Regions from separate parts of the Homo sapiens genome. Here region 1 is linked to region 2. A link is a loop called in an ENCODE intact Hi-C map of the cell type or tissue named here. Cell type or tissue: breast epithelium. All regions are shown on one strand.

Region 1 (8,000 bases), 730 kb after region 2:
TATAGTAGCAATAATGCAAGAGGAAATAGATATATCCCTAACCATAGCAAGAAATTTTAGTATACCTCTATGAAAATTGATAGATAAAACAGTCAAAAAATAGTAAGAATTTGGAAAGCTTAAATAATACAATTAACAAGCACAAACAGCAGTCTATATTCAACAAGTAGAGAATACACATTTGTTGAAAGTAAACATGGAACACTTATAGAATTGGACTACACACTAGTCTCCAAAACAAATATCAAAAAATCAATATCATATATACCACCTTCTCACTGTATGTTCTATAGTAAAATAAAATTCAAAATCAAAATCCAAAAGACACACCTGAAATTCTATTTATTTAGAAATTTAAAAGCATTTATTTATAAGTAATGTTTGAGTCTAAAAAGTTAGTATTGGGACTAATAAAACATTTATAATGAAATGCCAGTGGAAAAAATACATATTAAAACTTTTGGCCTAGAGTTGATGTAATATTGGGAAAGAAATTCATAGCCCTAATTGCCTATGCTTAAAAAGAAAGATTGAAAATTGATCATTAAGTTATTTAACTCAAGAGAAAGAACTAGAACAGTGGCAGGAGTACAAAGACATAAAAAGAAGGAAATTGCAAGAACAAGAACAGAAACTCATAATGTAGAAATCAATAAAATAAGGAGATGCACAAAAAAGCCGAAAGCTGATATTTTTTAAAGACTAATAAAAATATTTTTAAGAGGCTGGATAAAGACAAAAGGAATTATCAAATAAAATATATTAGGACTGAAAAAGGTAAAGTAACTGTAGAGAAAAATTAAAAGAATTAAAAGAGCATACTATGACTCTATGACAATACATTGTAAAACAAATAAAAATAAAAATTCATAAACCTGGTTCAAACAAACTAAAGATATACATAACTTTTGTGTTTGTTTTTGCTTTTATTACTTTTTTCTTTTCTTTTTTTTCTTCTTTTTTTGGGATACATATATCTTTATATGTATATGTGTGTATAGATACATATGTGTGTGTGTATATATATCTGTGCGTAATTGAAATGATTTTTGAGCTCACATCTATTCACCAAAGAAGCTGACCCTTTGTACAGCATTACTCCCATGGCTATCACTGAATTGAAACCTCCTTAAGGATGGGACTATTTTGTCCTGAGATTTTCTTCCTCCAGAGTATCTAGCACATAATCTGATTTACTTTTAAAAAACACCACTCTTCTACTGGGTGATTTGATGAGACTAGAGCAACATTTTCAGTTAACGAGTTCTTGACATGGTCTTGCTGTTGGTAAAAATGTTCATATTACTCTATCAATTTGAGCATCATGCTTTGCTTATTAGTCTTCAGAGATCAAATTTCCATGGAATTTATTTAACTGACAAAAAAACAAGGTTATTTATTTCCTTATATCTGTTGTTCTCTTTTCTTACAGATATTAAATCATAAGACTTGGACCTTGACTATGAACTCCACAGTACACTAAAACTAGTTTCAAATGAAACAAAACAGGAGTATACTAAAATAAACAAGTGTATAAAAAATATTTTTCCCATTGATAATGATCTAAACTATTGATATCGAGGGAATTCTCCAATTTGACTACATTTCCAAAGATCACTACAGCACTGCCAATGCATAGAAGTGCAGTTTCTATGGACTCATCATTGAAAAACAAGAGGGAGAGAAAAAAGCAGTTAGCACAACTGTCTTCAAAAACAAATACAAAACTATTTTCAGCAGAATAGAGCACCTGCTTTATTGAAGTAAATACAAAATAGAAAGGTAAAGCACAGTATTTTCCAGGTGAACTCACTGCAGCCACTGATGATGTCAGTTTGTTTCCTTCCCTTTTCCTTTGGCAGAAGGGAAAGAATCCTCAAATGTTCAATGAGCCAACCAATGCTGCCAGTTTATTCAATAACATTTGAAGTAAGGACAAAACATTAAAAATATAAAATCTATGGCCTTGTGCAAATTCATAGCAATTTAATGGGAAAAACAACACTATCATTTTGGTTTTGAACCAAACCAAAAGTTATTTAAGAGATGATCTAACCAAAATATTCTATATATTACAGATGAGTCAGTTTCAAGTCACAGAGGCACAAGTGATGGCTAAAATGCAGTAACCAGGTCATATTTTAAAAAGAAAAAGTTCAGTTTTTCAGATGAAAAATCATGTGTAGATGAAGGAAAATTTGTAAATCATTGGAGGAAATCACTTTATTACTATTGTTATTGCTAGTTTATTAATAATTTTTAGTTGTACTGGACTATACAGATATGAGTGAACACCAAAAAAAACTCTACCAAGATATGCAGGTACTAATACTCTGGTATAATTTTTAAAAGTAGGCCAGGAGCTGTGGCTTATGCCTGTAATCCTAGCACTTTGGGAGGGTAAGGCAGGAGAATCACTTGAGTCCAGGAATTCAACACCAGCCTCGGCAACATAGGGAGACTTTGTCTCTACAAAAAAAAATAAAATTTGAAAAACAAATTTTAACTATTTACAAAGACAAATATCTATTTTTATTATAAAAAATTATATTTTGGTGACTATAAACTTGTGAAAAGACATGAAAAGGCATAACACATTTTATAAAAATGATTTGTATTTAATGATATTACATATAAACCACTAAAATGATAGCTATAGATGTCTACATATACAAAATATGCATATATGCATGCATGTATAATATATGTATACATGTATTATATATAGTATAGTATATTAAGCAGAAATGTTTTTCAATATATTTCCATGTAACTAAACCTTGTATATATCACTGCAGATTTCTTTGTCTTTTCATAGACAGAAATATTTTATAACTTGACATGAGACATCTGTCACAGAGAATGACAGTCTCATACATTTTAGCCTGGCTCCCCACCTCCGCCTTGGATTCAAGAAAAACATTTTGATGATTCACGCACAGTGTAAGGATAATATGACAATAAAATGACTTCAGGCTATGTAAGCCCATAAATAAAGGGAAATCAAACCTTTCATACAAGTAAATCCACGCAAGAAATCAATTTGTAAAATTGAAAAAACTTCTTCTAAATGGGCATGATGGGTATAAGTCTCTAAAAAGAATAAACACATCCATTTGCAGTTTCATTTTTTAACACATTCTCTCAGAGTTTCACTCAACCCCTCCCCAAAAAATATTTTGGAGTTTTATGGTGCCCAGCATAAATTTCCTTCTAATTTCTTGCTTTTGAAACATTCTCAATGTGATGTGATTTATTAGTTGATAGGAATCAATCATTTGTTTTCCACAGTTAACCATATCGGCTAGAGCAGAGTTTCCCCAACCTTAATATGCATATAAATTACCTGGGGACATTATTAAAATGCCAATTCTGATGCAATAGCCATGGGATGGGATTCCATTTCTGGTAAGTTTCCAGGTGACACCGAAGCTGCTGGTCAGCAGCCTGCTCATCATATACTGAAGGACTAGAAGATTTTGGCTATAGTTATTTGTTTTCTTTCCCTCTCATACACAGGCATTCAACAAACATGCTGAGCATGAACTGTGAATCAGCCATTGAGCTCTCAGAAAATGTGAATTTAAATGTAAGCAGCTTTATGAAGATTTTTTTTCCTTTATATTTTGCTTATTCCATTCGGTTATGGAAAATAGACTTCAAAATGCCTAAGGGAAAATATGATTTACGAATATTTGTTAGACTTGATTGAAAGTAACTAATGTTAAGTTATTTTTTTTTCAAACTACCATTGAAATCTTGGTGAAACAATCTTCTTAAAGCCTTACTAAAAAGAATACCTTACAGTCTCACTCCTAACAGAAAAACTCAGCCAGGCAGTTCACTTATGAGAGTCAACCAAAAGTTCATTTTCTTCAACCCTGTCAAAAGAAAGTTGGTCTGCAATTAGATAGATTTGGGTGAAAGTACAACATATTTCACTTACTTGTATGACCCTGGGCAACTTTTATCAACTTCCTGAGTCTCCATTTTTCTTACCTGTATACATGAGTTAATAAAGTTATCTTCCATTCATTTAAAACATATTTATTGAGCACCTACCATGTGTTAGGCACTGTTCTAGCACTTGGGATGAATCAGTGAGCAAATGAACATAGACTTCTTCCTCATATATCTCTTGGATAGAAATGATGTACATTAAGTAGCCCTTGCCACACGCCTAACACTCTCTCTATTTAGTAGCTTTCAACTCTTTGATGCTTTCCAAGTAACTCCCAGGTAAGTAAAACTGTCATTTTCTTAAAATTTGAGATCATTTATCCTTAGTGCTTTATTATATGCCAGACATATTCCAAGTACTTTGGATATGTGTCTAAACTCATGTAATCCTCGCAGCAGCCCAAAAGGAAGATTGGTATGCTCATTTTACAAGAAGAACACTTACTCAGAAAGGAAATTAAGGAATTCTCCAAGATCACAGAGCTAGCAAATAGCAGAGCTGGGATCCAAACTCAGTTTGGCCTCAGACACCCCACTCTTAACCACAACACCTTGGAGTAATGAAATTAGAACCACCGTAAACAAGTCCAGAAAGTTACACTTCGTGTACTGAATAGCTCTAAACTGTGGATTAGCTAGGCTTATTGTGCCCTCTGGTGGAAATCCAATGAAGTAAATGAAAAGGAATATTAAGTGCAATAGAAACAGAAAACGGCGAGTTTACTGACATCCTGAGCTTTTGAAAAGTTTTCAAGCTCATGAACATGGCAGGAAAATCTTCCAGGAACAAGACAAGAATACCAGCAAGAGTCTAAGGAATCAGCAGGCTGTAGATGCCTCGCACGCTGACTCCACACAGCAGAGCCTTCAGAGTGACAACTGTGCAAAGGAAACTGAAGATAAAATCTCAAGGGATAATATCAGTGTTAGCAATCTTAGTAGAAATAATTTTAAGTAAAAACATATTTATCAGCGTGCCAAAAAGCATTATCACGAATCTACTGTACACCACCTTCTCAGGAATGAATTGCTAACGGGAAATGTGACGTTCTCTTTGTACTGCTAGAATTGTCAAGATTCACGGGTTTCTGAGACGATGCCCTCCTAAGGCCTTAGGAACCACTTCCGCACTCCTTACCCACCCCTTAGTTCCAGGTAAAGCCTATGTGGAATAATATATTATTTCTTTGTTCATCAGAGTTTGCAGTCAAGCAATTAAAGTCAATGGGCATTAAATGCAAGTTGACTGGTCCAACTCAACGACTGCACAGCATTTTATATGAAGTTACTAGTGCTGTTCCTGTATACGGGCATCTGAGGAAGGGCGGGAACTGTTACTGTCCTCTTCCCTCTTCCCTTTGGTCTCGAAAGTGACAAGCTCCTTGTTGCCAAGAGATTCTCAGAATGACTCTGTCACTATCCCCTGTATTCCCTGTAGTAGTGAGAAACTGTTACCCTCAACTACCTTCTTTGGCTAGGGATTCTCCTTTCTTTATTGCGGTCTCTCAGGAAGATGGTGTTGACACTGGACATTGCTTGTGCATCCATCTTCTGAGACTGTGTGACTTTTATGTAAATGTTAGTTTATCTAGAAAGAAAGAATATGATCTTATATGCCTTGTCCTAGAAAATTAATTTTTCAGTAGAGAAATCCACTAGCATTATACCATACCCTTCTCCAATTCACCATCTACTTATTTATTTATTTTTTTAAATGTTCATTTATTTATTTATTTATTTTGAGACGGAGCCTTGCTCTGTCACCAGACTGGAGTGCAGTGGTGCGATCTCAGCTCACTGCAACCTCCGCCTCCCGGGTTGAAGCGATTCTCCTGCCTCAGCCTCCCAAGTAGCTGGGACTACAGGCACATTCCATCACGCCCAGCTAATTTTTTTGTAGAGACAGGGTTTCACCATGTTGTCCAGGATGATCGTGATCTCTGACCTCGTGATCCACGCGCCTCAGCCTCCCAAAGTGCTGGGATTACAGGCGTCAGCCACCGCGCCCGGCCCACCGCCTACTTATTTAAAATGCTTCTAATTTATGGGAGAATCATTTGAGCCCAGGAGTTTCAGGCTGCAGTGAGCTATGGTCATGCCACTACACTCCAGGCTAGGCAACAGAACAAGACCTTGTCTCAAAGAAAAAGAAAAAACAAAAAAGTTTAGTTAAAAAGATTAGCACTAGTCCTTAAAAATAAATAACTACTTAGGTGTGTTTAGAACTCGGGTCACTAATGCATGTCTTTCTCTGGGGTGTCACAATCTCTAATGTCGCCCCTGAGTTTTCCCTTCTGCTATCCTATTCTTAGGGCTTTAAAAAAGTTTTCTATGGAATTTTCCTAACTCTTAGAGCGAAATAGATATTGGTTTTCATAGTATGAGGAGAAAATAAATTATGACATTTACTTTTTTTCACAGTAGCAAAGGAATTTCTGAAGGCATCTGCCTTCCCACTCTGAATTCACACAGTAATTTGCTAGTGTACCCCTCAATTGCCCTTACCACTTCTCCAGAAACCACATAAGCTTCTTGACCATTTCACCCCTGAAACAATCCCAGGACATAATACAATAGGTTGCACATTTTAAAGAGGGGAAAGAAAAAAAAAAAAGGGCAATGATTTTCATGATTCAAGATTCCCTTCAGTAATTTATTTGTTCTGATCGTCTTGTTAGGAGTAATTTTCCTTCCGTTCCATTTTATATTTTGCTTATTTTGCATTTATTTCATTTTATCTTCTATTTTAATTAGTATATATTTTTGGTTTTTCTCCCTGCCTCCTAGACTTTCTCAGGTGGACTTCCTACCTGGCCATACAACCCAGAAACTTATTTACGTGATAATTTTCCTAATTTCCTCAAGGAAGGTACATAACTTGTACCATTCTAGATGCCTAGGAAAAATGTTAACTCATTACATATAATAGACGCACTAGGTTATGAAAGCTCAGTTCTCTCCTGGACACCTGGTTGAGAAAGACTCTGCATTAGACGTCACCCAGCATAGTTCATTATGCATAGAAGGCACTCAATAAGCGTTTTTGTAAACAAACAGATAAATGAATGGCTCTAAACTTTTAAGTGTGAGCTTTGAATTCATTTTAAGATCCATTCAGTCCACACTTTAACAGAATTATTTTCTAGTAGTAAGTTTACTTTCTCTGCTTATCTACTGAGGACAAAAAAGCTTTTCAATTCTCAGAAGTAAATAAAATATGAGATAGAAAATTTAGCATCAGATTATTCCAGTCTTATCAAAATTCTAGAATTATGTATTAAGGGACTTCATTATTTTGACTATCATACACGTACAGATACTTGTAAGCATTAACACTTTGGCCTTAATAAAAGATCTACAACAGCTACACTCATTTATTTTGTGTCAGAAATTGCATTAGTATTTTATCTGTATTTTCAAATTTAATCATTTTGTTAATAATATCAGATAGGCAATATTGCCTTCTCTTTATAAGTATGAAAACTGAAGCTCTTAGATGTTAAAAATTTGCCCAAGGTTAAATAGTATGTGGAAAGGTTAGAATTGCAAAGCAGAGATATCTAATGGTAAAATATCATTCTTTACATTTTGGGACACTATTATCCTACAGGTACTGTGTGTAAATAAAAGTTCGGATATATCTAATATATGACTATGTACCCTCTTCTACTCATGGATACAGTTATCTTTTGCATATTGTCAACATAAAAAGAATTGTATTGGCCAGGCGCGGTGGCTCACGCCTGTAATCCCAGCACTTTGGGAGGTGAGGTGGGCAGATCACGAGGTCGAGAGATCGAGACCATCCTGGCCAACATGGTGAAACTCCATCTCTACTAAAAATACAAAAAATTAGCTGGGCATGGTGGCGTGCGCCTGTAGTCTCAGCTACTCAGAAGGCTGAGGCAGAAGAAGTGCTTGAACCCAGGAGGTGGAGGTTGCAGTGAGCCAAGATCGCACCACTGCATGCCAGCTTGGGTGACAGAGCAAGACTGTTGCAAAAAAAAAAAAATTATATTAACAAAATGTAGTGGATATTT
Region 2 (8,000 bases):
CGGTGATTAGGCCATGAGGACTCCTCCTTTGTCAATGGGATTAAGGGTCTTTTAAAAGAAGATTCACACAGCGTTCAGCACTGTTGTCCTTCTGCCTTCCACTGTGTGAGGACACAGCAACTCTCCCCTCCTGAGGATGCAGCAAAACCTGCCCTCTTGAAAGCAGAGAGCAGCCCTCACCAGACAACTGAATCTGCTAGCACCTTGACTGCGGACTTCCCAGTCTCCAGAACTGTGAGACTGTTCAACATTTCTGTTCTTTATAAATTATGCATTCTGTAGTATTTTGACATAGCGGCACAAACCAGACTAAGACAACTGGAGCAACCAAGACATCTCTTGTTTACTCTACCTGAATCTTTCTGTAGTCTGAGAGGAGATCAGAGACCAATGGCGGTTCAGATTCTGCATTCTTTTGATTTCCTTATCATTCAAGGGTAACCTATATCCAAGCTCATTTAGACGGTCTAAATCTGGAGCCATGCTGCTGAATTTTAACATCTGTCCCTAGAAGGAAGATTTAAAAGTAGGTTTAGCACCATGGTCAAAAAAGTCAAAACTTTTTCAAAGTGCGCAGTGAATTTCTGATTTCAGGAAGTAGCTGGTCTTCGGTCTAGTGGCCTCTGCATTTCTAGGCCACTTACTTACAATCTCTAGGTACGAATAGCGAAAAGCCAAATCTACTTTTCAGTCTAAACTGCTGCTGCTGCTGCTATTGCTACTCAAGCTACTCATTATCCTTTATGGACTACTTAACGTGTATTCTGTTATTTACTTGATATATTATTTACTTGTATGGTTTATACATACAAATATATTATTTACTTTATTTACACGTATTATATTATTTACTTGATTTTTATTACGTGTATTATATTACATATACTATTTACTTGATTTACTCATATGTAATTATATTACAAGTATTATATTATTTACTTGATTTATTTACTCATAGGCAATTCTTGACAGAACTGATTAAGGATGAAAATTATGCTGATAAGTAAAAGACCTTACTTCTTACCATTTACGTTTAATTTGTTCATGCTAATTTCCTCCTTTATTATTCACAACTAACAAAAGTTATAACAGTGATAGCTAACGTTTATTGAGCACTTACTATGAATCAAGCACTGACAAGAGCTTTACAAGTAAGAACTCATTTTATCCTCAAAACGATCACATAAGATAAGTCATGCTGCTATTCTCTCTTTACAAGGGAGGAAAGGGAGGCACAGAAACTAAGTAAATTGCTCCAGGCCAGCCAGCTAGTAAATGGAAGAGGGTAAACGAACCTCCTTGGGTTCTTGCTAGAGAAAATAAGATTTCACTTGAGCTATGAAGTGACCACACATTTTAAGAGCTCCAGTTTTAGGTCTCTGACCCGCCACCCCACAGCTGGTGAGACTCAATCAAAAGAGCAATCTATTCTTTTGGATCTCTTCCCTCCCTTCAAACACAGGACAATGTTGTCGGTTCTGATTTTCCCATGGGTATCCTTATCTCCATCTAGGAAATTGGTTACAGGAAAGAAAAAATGTCAGGCCACCTTTGGCTATGTGTGTGTCTTCTCTTTGCATGTTCTGCAAAAGACTCATGTTTTTTGAAGAAAGAATAAATCTCAAATATTGAAACCAAAATATAACTGTTAAATGGCATAATGTCCATGGGTAGACATCAGCAATGAACAAAATAGCCATGACACAGTCCTTCCCCTCGTGGCACTTACAGGGAATAAGATACTATTCTAGTAGTCAAAAGTGCAACAGTAGTCCCCTACTCACAGGAATGTAATTAAATGACATGATAGAGCATGGAAGAAAAACAATAGTGTGCTATGAAAATGTGTCACTGGGGGGCCTGGTCCTGGACAGACAGTGGAGACTTTCCTAAGAGAGTGACATTGAACAAAATGACCAGGACTTTACTCTTTTTAGTGAGGAGTGAGCTGACGAGGACAAGAAAACAAATCCAGAGAGAGGAAATATCACGGGCACAGTGGCACGGGAGTGGCTGGAGGGAGAGAGTGGCTATGGTGCAACAGAATAAGATCCTCAGGAAAGGTGGAACCAGGATGCCGCCTTGAGAAGCCACATGGTCTTTTCCCTAAGAGCAGTGGGAAACCTTGAGAGCTTTAACCAAGGGAATAATACAATAAAATTTTCATGCCTGTTGAATTATTTTGCTTACTTGATTGAATATTTAAAATCATTCACAATTGGCAGGGCACAGTGGCTCATGCCTGTAATCCCAGTGCTTTGGGAGGCCAAGGAGGGCGGATCACAAGGTCAGGAGTTCGAGACCAGCCTGGCCAACATAGTGAACCACCCCCCTCTCCATCTCTACTAAAAATACAAAAATTAGCAGGGCATGGTGGCACATGCCTGTAGTCCCAGCTATTTGGGAGGCTGAGGCAGGAGAATTGCTTGAAACTGGGAGGCAGGGGTTGCAGTGAGCCGAGATCGTGCCACTGCACTCCAGCCTGCGCAATAGAGCAAGACTCTATCTCAAAAAAAAAAAAAATTCACAACTAAGTAAAACCTTTTTTTTTTTTTTTTTTTAAAAAAGTATTACATTAGGCCTGTAATCCCAGCACTTTGGGAGGCTGAGGCGGGCAGATCACAAGGTCAGGAGATTGAGACCATCCTGGCTAACATGATGAAACCCCGTCTCTACTAAAAATACAAAAAAAATTAGCCAGGCGTGGTGGACAGTACCTGCAGTCCTAACTACTCGGGAGGCTGAGGCAAGAGAATGGCGTGAACCTGGGAGGGAGAGCTTGCAGTGAGCCGAGATTGCACCACTGCACTCCAGCCTGGGCGACAAAGCAAGACTCCGTCACAAAAAAAAAAAAAGAAAAAAAAATTATTAAATTATTTTTGATGGACAAATTATAATCGTATATATTTATGGAGTATGATATGATGTTTTCACACAATGTGGAATGATTAAATCAAGCTAATTAAGTAAAACCCTTAAAAAGAACAAAAAAGGTCATTCTGACAGCCAGGAGGAGGGGAGGTTGGGTGAATGGATGCAGATCTGTGGGAGGCGGCTGTAGGGTCTCAGAGAGATAGGAGTAGATTGAGCTAGGAGTAGATGATGTTAGAAACAGAGACGAGAGGTTCAAAAGTTAATAGAGAGGTGATGGACTGGGTACAGGAACATGGAGAGGGACCAGCCGTGGAAAGGAGGAGTGAGGTGGTTTCCAGCGGTGGAAAGAGGGAGGAGTGAGGTGGCTTCCAGGAGTGAGCTGGGAAATCAGCCTGTGCCCACTGCCAGCACACAGTCTACTGTTTGCCAGAGAAAGTCTCACTGGGGGCTCACTCGAAAGAAAGAGTGGGTCTACATCAGCTTTGAGTTTCACTTAAGATTTTGAAAACAGGGCTGGGTGTGGTTGCTCATTCCTGTAATTCCAGCATTTTGGGAGGCCTGACCTCGGGTGATCAGTTCAAGACCAGTGAAACCTCGTCTCTACTAAAAATACAAAAACTAGCCAGGAGTGGTGGCGTGCCCCTATAATCCTAGCTACTCGGGAGGATGAGGCAGAATCGCTTGAACCCGGAAAGCAGAGGTTGCAGTGAGCCGAGATCACACCACGGCACTCCAGCTTGGGCGACAGAGTGAGACTCCATCTCAAAAAAAAAAAGATTTTTGAAGACAGATGGTAAAAGATCTGGGACTCAGATTTGAACACACTTACCTTAAGTTCTTCCATCCTTTCCTGGATTGTGGAGAGGTCAGATGAGTGGCTAGGGTCCTGCCCTTGTAGTATTTCTTCAGCTTCCACTATCCAGGCCTCCAAAGCTTCTAAACTCTTGGCAAAGGTTTCATAATCAAGAACTCCAGCCTTTTTTTCCACAAAAGAAATTGGTATTTCAGTTAAAAAAAAAAAAATTGGTATTTTAATAAAGTCTGGTAAAAGGGCAAGTGGATATTAAAATTATTTTTCATATTCTTGTATCAAATTGCCATTCTCTAGACGTTCCTATAAAAAAAGCTATAACAATTTAAATCTTCTTTATGTAATTTTTCTAAAAACTATAATTATTTCTATGCACCATAAGTCAATAACAATTCAAATTATTCTTTAAATACATGATCAAACAACACGTCTGAAAAATCTTCTGATTCTTGTAAAAGTCTGAGTTAAATAAACACGAATATTTATATTAAAGCCGCTTAGTGTTTATTAATTGAACAGGCCATGGTGGCAGGCATTGGTTCAGGGGCTTGCATCTTAAACCGATTTTAAAATTCCTTGGCAGAGAACAGCGCAAAACGTCCACCTTCATCGTCCCCACCAGAACTTCCAAGTTTGTTTACTTGCTATTTTCTTGAGTCTTGAAGGAGGCATTGTTGCCATGACAAGGAATTCTTTTTCTGTGTTTGTGCCCAGATATTAGAGAACAGCCAATATACAGAAGATACTAAATAGGAGCTCTGTACCTGTAATGAAGTCTGCTGTTTGCAGAGAGCTTGCTCCAGGGCACACAAGTGTTGACTCAAAGAGAGTTGATCCGATTGAATAGCTGATGCTGCGGAAGCATCCACTTGTTGCTTCAGTTGCTCTCCCAGCTCATGGAGAAAAAAGAGGGAATCTTTAACTGTGCCCAGTCCTTTGAGGAGGTCCTAGAAGAGGTGAAAATATGCCCACTCTGAAGCATGTTGATACTCCTTATCATAAACAGCAATCGGCAAAGGGCTACACATGTAGAAACACACCATTCCTACGGATCATATTATTAGGCTAAATAAACTTCACCTGTGGAAAAATGAACACGCACTGAACCCCATTTTTTAAAATGCTATGTTAATATTTTAAACATACATTATACACATATAACCTATGGCTATATATAATTACTCTTTTGTTAGTAAAAGCTATGTAGGTTCATTACAGGACCTTGGGGAAATGCAGAAAAACATACATAAACAAGAAAAAAAAAAAAAACAAACATGACCCAAGAGTAGAGCCAATAACTGGAAATATTTTGGCAGTTTTTTTCCTGCCTCTTTATGTAATTTGTATCAAATTGAAAACAAAATGTTATATTTTTCCTTTTTCTATTATTATCATACACACCAGGAATTTGTCCGTGGTGTCTTCTATATGTGTGGTCACATTATTGCAAGTACAGCAACCTCCTATCTCAGTAGGGTACAGAACACAGTGATGATTTTGGTGAGCAGGGGGTGAGAGTAGCCTGTATTCCCATTCTTTTCCATGGGATCTCTTTGCCTCCACTTTCTGTGGGACCCTCCTACAGGTTAAAAAATATAAGCCAATGGAAACTCCCTGTTTCTGCTTTCTATCCTATCATTGAGAGATAATAAGTGACTGCTTCTTCTACCTGTTGCTGGTATCCCACTCAGTCATGTTATGCCTAGGCAGTGACTTCTGTGAGAGAAAGAAGAACAAAGGGCTCTTTACGCTTGACACAGATAACAGACAAGGTGTATTTCAATTCAGGAGTATTGAAAATGACAGTTCTTGTACACACAAATTATGTGGATGAAAAAAGCACTGTATTATCTTTATTTTAAAATACCCATCTTTAGCTTTAAAGTGATTATTCAGGTTGAAGATATTAGAATAGGTTAAACTTTTATTTACATAGTTTTTATAGCTTGCCTAATTCTAATAAACTGATTTGGAAAAGTTTATAAAAAGATCCTCGTAACAAGCTCTTAAAAATAAAGACAAATAAGGACAAATAGTAAGAGCCATGTAATGCTTGAAACAAGAGAAGAGCTGTTCCTTAAACCCTTAAGTAGGTTATTGGCAGCTACAGTGAAAAAGAGAATTATTAAAAAGCCATTAAAAGAAGTATACCAGTAAATTAGGAGAGAAAGACTTCTTTCTACCATTAATATCTTAGATGAAACTATTGTGTAGATGCTTACATAGGAGTTAATGAATGTAAATGGACAACATCTGGAACAGAAGATTTTTTAAAGATAGAACACTATTCCCCATATGGTCATGTCTTATATTGACCACCCTAGAAAACACAAAGAGCCTCAATCTTTCACATTGACTAAATTCCACTAGGAAAAATGGGAAAACAACTCATTTTAAAAAATAAAACAATGGGAGGAGACCTCTTAGTCTGATGCATGTGCACCTGTGTTCTGAAAATCAGGCAGGCTCTTTGATCCTAAGACAGTTATTTTTGGGTAACTGTCTCACATAGAAAGACATACCAAAGCTTACACAGACCAAAAGCTAAACTTGGGCAGTCTAAGAAGGGCATGTGGGGAAAACAAGGTAGCTCCTGAACATACGTTGCAATCTTGAATCCATGTGGCAACCTCATCATCGGCAATGTCCTTGTTTGTGGCTGCCTTCAACAGCTCATTGGTTCGATCCTCCTGCTGCTGAACTGTCGAAGCACACTGTTTGGAGTAGTCCTTGTATCTTTGCCAAAGCTGAAGTAGGGCCTTGCTGGACTGTAGCTGCTCAGCAATCTCTTCCAGCAAGTTATTCCATCTGGAAATAATAACCAACACTCATGAGCAGATTACCACCTCTCACCAAATGTGGATATGTGCTATTTTATTTTTCATGATCCTGGTTCATGTGAATATAGACATAATCATTTCTAGTTAACATAATAAAAATTAATGTTTCATATTCCTAGTTTCAGGGTAGGTAATGAGGATGATGGCAATCTTTGGGTGTACAGTACTTCTAATTCTTTCTAAATCTCTTCACTACATTTATTTATCCTTAAATTCATGTTGTGAAAGAGAAGTTTAAAGGAATAGAATCTATATAGCTCAAATTCAAACTGTCATTGTTTTAATTATATCATTATTTATAATAAGGCTGTGATATAAATAGTGTGTAAAGTTAACATACTCCATACCTCATGTTGACTTCTTTCAGTGTATTGGTAAGAGTTTCTGTCACGGGTGGGTGACACTCTTTTAATAATTGGTTGGTGATAGAGCCAAATTTCTGTAAGCTCCTTTCCTGTTTTTCCAGATCATCTTGGAGATTCTGCCCCAAAAAAAAGACCCATAGATGACATAACAGGATCTAAATTCTAATAAGCAAGTTTAAAAGGAATTTGTATATGTTTTCATAAATATGTACATATACTTGTATAAACCAGGCATGACTTAGCACCAATGCTTTATCAGCTTTCTTTAGATAATCATTTATTCTCTTTTGTAGGATTTTGTTATTTTGGCTATGAGAAGAGGTTCTGAGCAATGAAGCCTTCTTCTATTGGCATTTGCATTCTGCTGAAAAACTCACATAGGGTGCCCTTGTCCATTGTCTGGTAGGAAGCTGCCAGAGATGGTAAATTCCTCTTCAAAGGGTTTAATTGTGTAATGTCCTTGTCCTTGGTTCAGAGGCCTCACCTCCTTGTACTTTCTTGTTTCTGGCCTGTGAGCAGCCCTCCTGCTCTTGTTGTGTCCTGACTTGCCCAGACATGTCCAAACTTGCCTTGTGCTGTAACACAGGGACCACTCCTACCCCTCCCTCCCTTGAGAATCACATATTTACCCTAATTGGAAAAGTTTAAGTCTTAGCCAACTGAGGTCAGTTTAGATTGAGTGGTCCAACCCTAGCCAACAGGGGAAGGATGCAGGGATAGGGACTGCGTTAGGGATAAAAACTCCTTCTCTCCTTTGTTCAGTGTGCTCTTGCAGCAGCCAGAAGTGTGAGTGGCACCCTCCTGCAGAAGTAAATTTGCCTTGCTGAGAAATCCTTTAAGTGCTCATTTTCCTTGCTACCCCAAGCTCTTGTTTCTAACAAAGCCATGGCAATGGTGTTATGTAACGTGCTATCTGCCAAACTGTGGATCTCTTTGACACTCAAAGCCAAAGCCAGGTCTCTATTTTGTTACATACCCGCAGTGCTTCTACCACAAACTCCCGAAGATGAAGACTCTAAGAAGGCACAGCTTTGCCAAGCTTTATCTCTGGGTGTTCTTCCTTGCCAAGAATTATTTTTAACTTAAAAAAATGATTTTCAATTGACAAAT

The links. Hi-C counts contacts between places; a loop is a spot of excess contacts. Peaks named below come from ENCODE experiments on the same cell type or tissue, not always from the same donor. Only the 100,000 strongest peaks of a DNase experiment are listed, where the experiment ranks them.
Region 1: it touches region 2 in a loop (12-fold over the local background); 2 of 110 quality-filtered maps call a loop at or near these places.

Annotation. Positions count from the first base shown.
Region 1 is chr6:152,943,763-152,951,762 of GRCh38, forward strand. No RefSeq gene overlaps it. Among named protein-coding and RNA genes, the nearest start is that of FBXO5, 35 kb to the right of the region's middle. In breast epithelium, a CTCF peak has its summit at 4,606 (motif pointing left); no DNase peak of the experiment used is centred here; H3K4me3 peaks cover 857 bases.
Region 2 is chr6:152,214,554-152,222,553 of GRCh38, forward strand. It overlaps SYNE1 (spectrin repeat containing nuclear envelope protein 1), which reads right to left. Exons shown (of 146, transcript NM_182961.4): 118 at 6,873-7,006; 119 at 6,289-6,493; 120 at 4,450-4,632; 121 at 3,704-3,850; 122 at 353-507. Among named protein-coding and RNA genes, the nearest start is that of SYNE1-AS1, 160 kb to the right of the region's middle. RefSeq lists an enhancer at 6,584-7,783. In breast epithelium, no CTCF peak of the experiment used is centred here; a DNase peak (open chromatin) is centred at 4,485.